Linked DNA regions of Homo sapiens: region 1 is linked to region 2. A link is an interaction called in ENCODE POLR2A ChIA-PET data of the cell type or tissue named here. Cell type or tissue: OCI-LY7. All regions are shown on one strand. Each heading gives the region's core, and the rest is flanking DNA. Links, peaks and the distances in the headings are about the cores only. Region 1 has its middle 6.3 kb from the start of RALGPS2. Region 2 overlaps C1orf220 (chromosome 1 putative open reading frame 220).

What was found. ChIA-PET counts read pairs that join two places held together with the same protein. Peaks named below come from ENCODE experiments on the same cell type or tissue, not always from the same donor. Only the 100,000 strongest peaks of a DNase experiment are listed, where the experiment ranks them.
Region 1: POLR2A ChIA-PET joins it to region 2 with 12 read pairs; 17 of 35 experiments call an interaction of 5 or more read pairs at or near these places.

What each region holds. Positions count from the first base shown.
Region 1 is chr1:178,717,447-178,720,368 of GRCh38, reverse strand. No RefSeq gene overlaps it. Among named protein-coding and RNA genes, the nearest start is that of RALGPS2, 6.3 kb to the left of the region's middle. In OCI-LY7, for the core only: no CTCF peak of the experiment used is centred there; a DNase peak (open chromatin) is centred at 1,668.
Region 2 is chr1:178,544,363-178,547,284 of GRCh38, reverse strand. It overlaps C1orf220 (chromosome 1 putative open reading frame 220), which reads right to left. Exons shown (of 3, transcript NR_033186.1): 2 at 1,382-2,072; 3 at 1-191. Among named protein-coding and RNA genes, the nearest start is that of C1orf220, 3.0 kb to the right of the region's middle. In OCI-LY7, for the core only: no CTCF peak of the experiment used is centred there; DNase peaks (open chromatin) are centred at 1,304, 1,684 and 2,434; H3K4me3 peaks cover 1,866 bases; H3K27ac peaks cover 1,874 bases.

The DNA of each region.
Region 1 (2,922 bases), core at 253-2,752, 170 kb before region 2:
CCAACTACTCGGGAGGCTGATGCGGGAGAATCAGTTGAACCCTAGAGGCGGAGGTTGCAGTGAGCTGAAATCTTGCCACTGCACTCTAGCCTGGGCAACAAGAGCAAAACTCTGTCTCAAAATAAATAAATAAATAAATAAATAAATAAATAAGCATATAAAATAAGAAAAGGCTAAAACAACTCTGATATTTTGGGGGCATTTACTTAGTGTAAAGACCTTTCACTTGCTTTGATATTTTCCTCTATATTTTGGATCATTACATTTACCAGGCAACTTTTTTTCCAGATAAGTGAATTATTATTGTATTCTACTTCCTTTATAATATTTTTAAGCATTATTCTTTATATTTAATGATAGGAAAGGATTTTGGTTGAGTGTTCATCTCTATAGTTTTCTTTTTATATATCCTGCATGTTAAAATAGGTTAGAAATTTTTTAAAAAAACAGGAATTCATAAAGGCATACCAATAATTAATTGATAAAACAAATGGAGAAAAAGGAAATACTCTTGCTTATGGTAGAGTGTTGAGAGATTGTTGAAGTTAGAAAATCATCATTTTGCAACCAGTTAGGGCAAAGATTGGGTAAGGCAAAAACCATCTTATATCTAAACATAGGAAGAAATGTTGATGAGGAACAAGATATTTGCATGATCTTAGAGTATTTTTCCATAGACTTCTTATTAGTTGCAAGGAAATGAGTAATTATACACTGGATAAATTGGACAAAACCCTCACCAGGTGATCAAAATTAACATCACAATTGAGGGACAGACGGACATCATTTGCCTCCAGATGTGATTCCCCGAAGACATAGCATATAATGAGGAAATGAGGAATCTAATGAGGAAATACCAGACAAATTCCAAGTGAGCAACGTTTTGTTTTGTTTTTTAAAAGAGGTAAGGGGTGCTGTATCCTTCAAAGATGTCACTGTCATAAAAGACAAAGGCTGTGAAAATATTCCAGCTGAAGAGCCATGACAACTAAATGTAATATGAGATACTAGACTAGATTCTTTCCTGGAGGAGGAAAAAAATGCTATATTGGACATTATTCAGTTAATTGGAAAACTGATGGTAGATTGATCAGATAAAAATATTTCATCAATGTTAAAGTCACTGAAATTGGTAACTGTGCTGTGGTTATGTCTCTATTCTTAGACAATATATACTAAAGTATTTCAGAATAAAGGGCCAGGACATAGGTATGGTTCTGAAAAAACACACACACACACACACATATATAGTGAGAGAGAAAACAGAAATGATAAAAAGGTAAAATGTTAATAATAGGCGACTCTGGGTAAAGAGTAGATATTATTTGCAGTCTTTCTATAATTTTGAAATTAGTTCAAAATAGAACGGTTTATTTAAGGTTACAATTTTAAAGAAGCAAGAGCAGCAGAAGTAAGCAATTCATAGACTATAACATCAGAGTAATTTTAAATAACCACCTTACTGCAAGATCCCTTATGCTTTCTGAAGTTGTTGACTGCCTCCATGAAATTGTCTCACCTTTCAGGTTAAAATTAGAGACAAGATGTCTTATAATTGAAGAGGCATCTTATTCACCTTTTCATTTTATAAATGAGGGAACTGAGACTCAGAGATTCAAGAGACTTGCTCAAAGTCCCTTAACCAGTTATGACAGAGGACAATCTTGATTCTACTTCTATCTCTACAACTGCTAAGCTGCTACTGCCAGTTTCTATCACTGTCTCTCTTCTCTCCTTCCTGACTCTGAGTTTCCTAATAGCTTTGTATTGTCTTCTTTCTATGATTATACAAGGAACCCATATGCGGCCTTACTCTTTGAACTATCACTGCTCCACTAGTAATTCTTACCCAGGCTTCTGTAGCACATCTCTCATTGCCCCCATGATGTCTACATTAGGACATTTCATCATCAGTTCAACCTCTGTAGGTTCAAACTGAAAAACAAATAGAAGAAAAAATTGTAACGGCTAAGAAAATCTATTCAACCTTACCAATAATCAAAGAAATGCACATTAAAACAAGATTTGTTTTGCCTAATAGCTTGCCCAATTAATAAGATTTGTAATATTTTGTTCTAGCAAGGATGTGGCCCACAGACTCTTTCATACCCTGGGTGTGTAAATAAGCATATCTCTTTCATGTACAATTTGCCAAAGTCAATGAAAAACATAAATGTACATAGACTTTGATCCAGCAATTTCACACATAGGTATTTGTCTTAAAAAAAATACTGTGATGCTGTTCAAAGAGATATACAAGACTGTTCATTAAGCATTGTAATAGCAAAAATTAGAATAATATATGTCCATCAATAGGTGAGTCAGTAAATACAAAATCACAGTATGTTTTTACAATGAAAAGATAGCTCTATATGAACCAATATTGGAAAAAAAAGTTGAAGAGAAATATGCATACTATGATTTCATTTCCTTTTATGTACATAGAAATCAGCCTAGAAAGCTATACAACAGATTATCACAAGATAATAGAATTGGGGGACGGAGAAGAGAACTTTCATTTTCTACTTATATATTTCCATTGTTTGTTGTTGTTGGAGGGTTTTTTTGCTAGAAGCATGTATACCTTCTATAAAAACAACAAAGGTGTTGCTTTCTTTTTAAACTGAAAATATTTAATTCCTTAATCAACATCCCCTGCAACATCACTGTTTCCATTATTTCTTTTCTCTCTCAGGCTTTAAAATGACCTTTAACTCTTTTTCTCTCCTTCGTCATGTATCCATTTAGTCCTGACTCTTGTAAAAAATTTTATTGCAATTATTAGCCCCAACCACATATGTAGAAAGGTAATTCTAACTGATCTCTTAGATTTAGCTACTCCCCACCCCCTTCTTTTCACACACCTTTTCCTACACCACTATCTTCATTGTGTCACATGTCTTCTTCATCCTCCTCACTTCC
Region 2 (2,922 bases), core at 287-2,786:
TCAAGGAGGACAAACCCAGTAAGTGACTTATGAAGCCCTAGCTACCCAAAGAATGTTCTAGAAGGATGGCCTATGGGCTTGGCCCTTGAAAGTAATGTCCCAAGGCTGGGATTCCTCTTACCTGGGTCTAAAGGCAACGCCCACTAGGTCTGTTCATTCTTCTCATTGAAAAAGCAGCTCCTGCCCCCAATCTGTGTGTTGAAGAAGGGAGTGCAGTCAAATGTAAGAGGGTAGGTTATTTAAAACACTATGGTATATTCTCTACATTAGAAAAACCTCAGATGGGCTGGGTGTGGTGGCTCACGCCTATAATCCCAGCACTTTGGGAGGCCGAGGTGGGTGGATCATTTGAGGTCAGGAATTCAAGACCAGCCTGGCCAATAGGGTGAGACCTGGTCTCTACTAAAAATACAAAAATTAGCTGGGCATGGTGGCACGCGCCTGTAGTCCCAGCTACTCAGGAGGCTGAGGTAGGAGAATTGCTTGATCCAGGGAAGCGGAGGTTGTAGTGAGCTGAGATCATACCATTAGACTCCAGCCTGGGCATCGCAGCGAGACTCCATTGCCAAAAAAAAAAAAAAAAAAAGAAAAATCTCAGATGACATCAGCGAACAGAGAGAGCTGAGATTCTAGTGTTGCTTGTGAGCTTCCCCAGAGGAGGTCGAACCGAAACCAGGTCTCAAATGCAGTAGGGATATCCATCTGCTGTTTTTTAAAAATATTTTTTAAAGTATATTTTTAAAATACAGATAGGGTCTCACTTTGTTCCTCAGGCTGCTGTCAAACTCCTGGCCTCAAGCAATCCTCCGGCCTCCTCCTCCCAAACTGCTGCCATTACAGGGATGAGCCACTGCGCCCAGCCCATTGTAGTTTTTATTAGAATTTATGATAAACTTTTCATTTCATGGCATTGTCAATTATATCAGGTATTTTCTTGGTCATTTTTTATTTTTTTTGTCTGGAAAGCTGCTCTGGGGAGACCTCAGTTTTCTGCCCACCTCCTCTGTGTGTGGCCCTCAAACTAAAGACAAGCCCCTTAAGGATCACCACTCCCATGCCTTGCCCCTACCACGGGTACCTCAACCGCTTCTAAAATTTTTAGATCATCTCTGCTATATTCAACGGCCATGGAAGTTTCAAAAGTTTCCAAAGCAAAATGTTTTGTCTGAAACAAGCTGCTTTGGATTTTGTCTACATGATACAGGCACCTTCCTCTGGGCCCCATAATTGTCTCCTCTGTCACTTGCTTGGTGTTATGACATGTAACAAATCAGAGTGGGAAGGTCTTAGTTTTCTCTTTGTCAGCATTCTGGGATGCCCTGGTGGTAACAGGAAATGCACCCACAGCTCCATGCAGCTCTCTTGTAGGTGCTTTTCTTACCTGTGGGCCAGATCCTGTCCTATGTAATGTTGATGTTTGTAGAGTTTATTTTTTGGTTTAGGGCATGAAATGATAATCGGCTTAAGCAGCACCAGAATTGAAGCAGAGAAGGTGAGGACACAGATTTCTTGGCCCTTTGACGAACAAACTGAAGATCACTGTTCAGTCTTCCCAACTGCAGAAGCTGTGATGTGGCGGAAAGAGCTGGAACCGTGCAGCTGGGCTTGCTCCCCCATGTCCCTCGTCCATCCTTCGTGGCCCACTCACTTGCCAAGAGCTGTTGATGTTGAAGCACCCAGGATATCCAGGAGGCAGCACCACATTCAGCAGGGCATTGTGACTTGGGGCCAAGTCTTTCAGCCTCCCTCAATCTCACTTTCTTTACTTGCAAATAGCAATACCACAGACCCCTCACAGGGATCATGGGAAGGTTAAAGAAGTGGAACTGGTTCAGCTGGAGCTTAGTAAGTAGTCAAAATCAACCTTCAAGAGTCCGTGTCCTGGAGCTCAGCAGCTGTCCTGGGCCTGGAAGACGGGGTGTGCTTCTGCTCTGTCTCCTTCTGTGGTTCTGGGGTGGGGGATCTGCATAGCCTGTGGGGTCCCCAGAGAGCCTGGGGCTGCTGCAGAGCAAGTTCTCTGTTGTTGGCAAATAAAGCCATAGCAGAGATGACTCCAGCAAGTTGAGCACCCTCTGAACAAAGAAGGAAATGTATTATCTCTTTCCTGAGGCCTATTCATATTGGAAAAAACACTACCAGATTTAACTTCAAAATATAATTTTTCCAGCACAGCTGGAATGCACCCCCCGGCCATCCAGAGGCTTCTAAATGCATTGGGAGCTCAGTTACGACGCTCACCAAGTTGTCTCATCTCGCCTGGAACCCACTGGCCCTCACAGAGTTGAGAGAATATTCATTTTCTTGAACTCTTATGAACGACAGTTTCTCGCTTGCCATGATTCTGTGGAACTGGGCATCCGGCATCTCAGAGATGGGAAGTCGGAGAAATTCTGAGCATAGGCTGTATTTGCTGAGAAGATAAAGAGACTACTTTCCATTTCTCACTTCTCTCTCAAAGCGCAAAAACAACGGGCCTGTCTGGCCTAGTCACTGCTTTCTGTCTCTGAAGTGTTCCAGGCGCCAGAACCAGCCTTCCTCCTTATTAACGTTCCATGATGATTCCTTCCAGGTGCTGGGGATCCAGCCCGTGGGGTTATTAGAGGGCAGACACCAACAGGGAAGGTGTTGTTGACTCACCCTCACAAATATCATTCCTTACATTGTCAGGGCAATTACAAAACACGACTTTAAAAATACTATAATAAAATATCCAACTGAAGACTTTCAGTATAATTAATCCGCCAACCTTATATTTTGAGAAGGTTGAGAGCCGTGAGGGAAAATAAACCCTAGAGAAATACATTGTTTTTAAGTTCTTTCAATAAAGACATGTAGGCATTTTCTAATGTTTTTCCCAAAAAGAAAGAACATCTACTCCTCTAATTCCACAAGAGATATAAAGAATTAAAGAAATTGTGATTA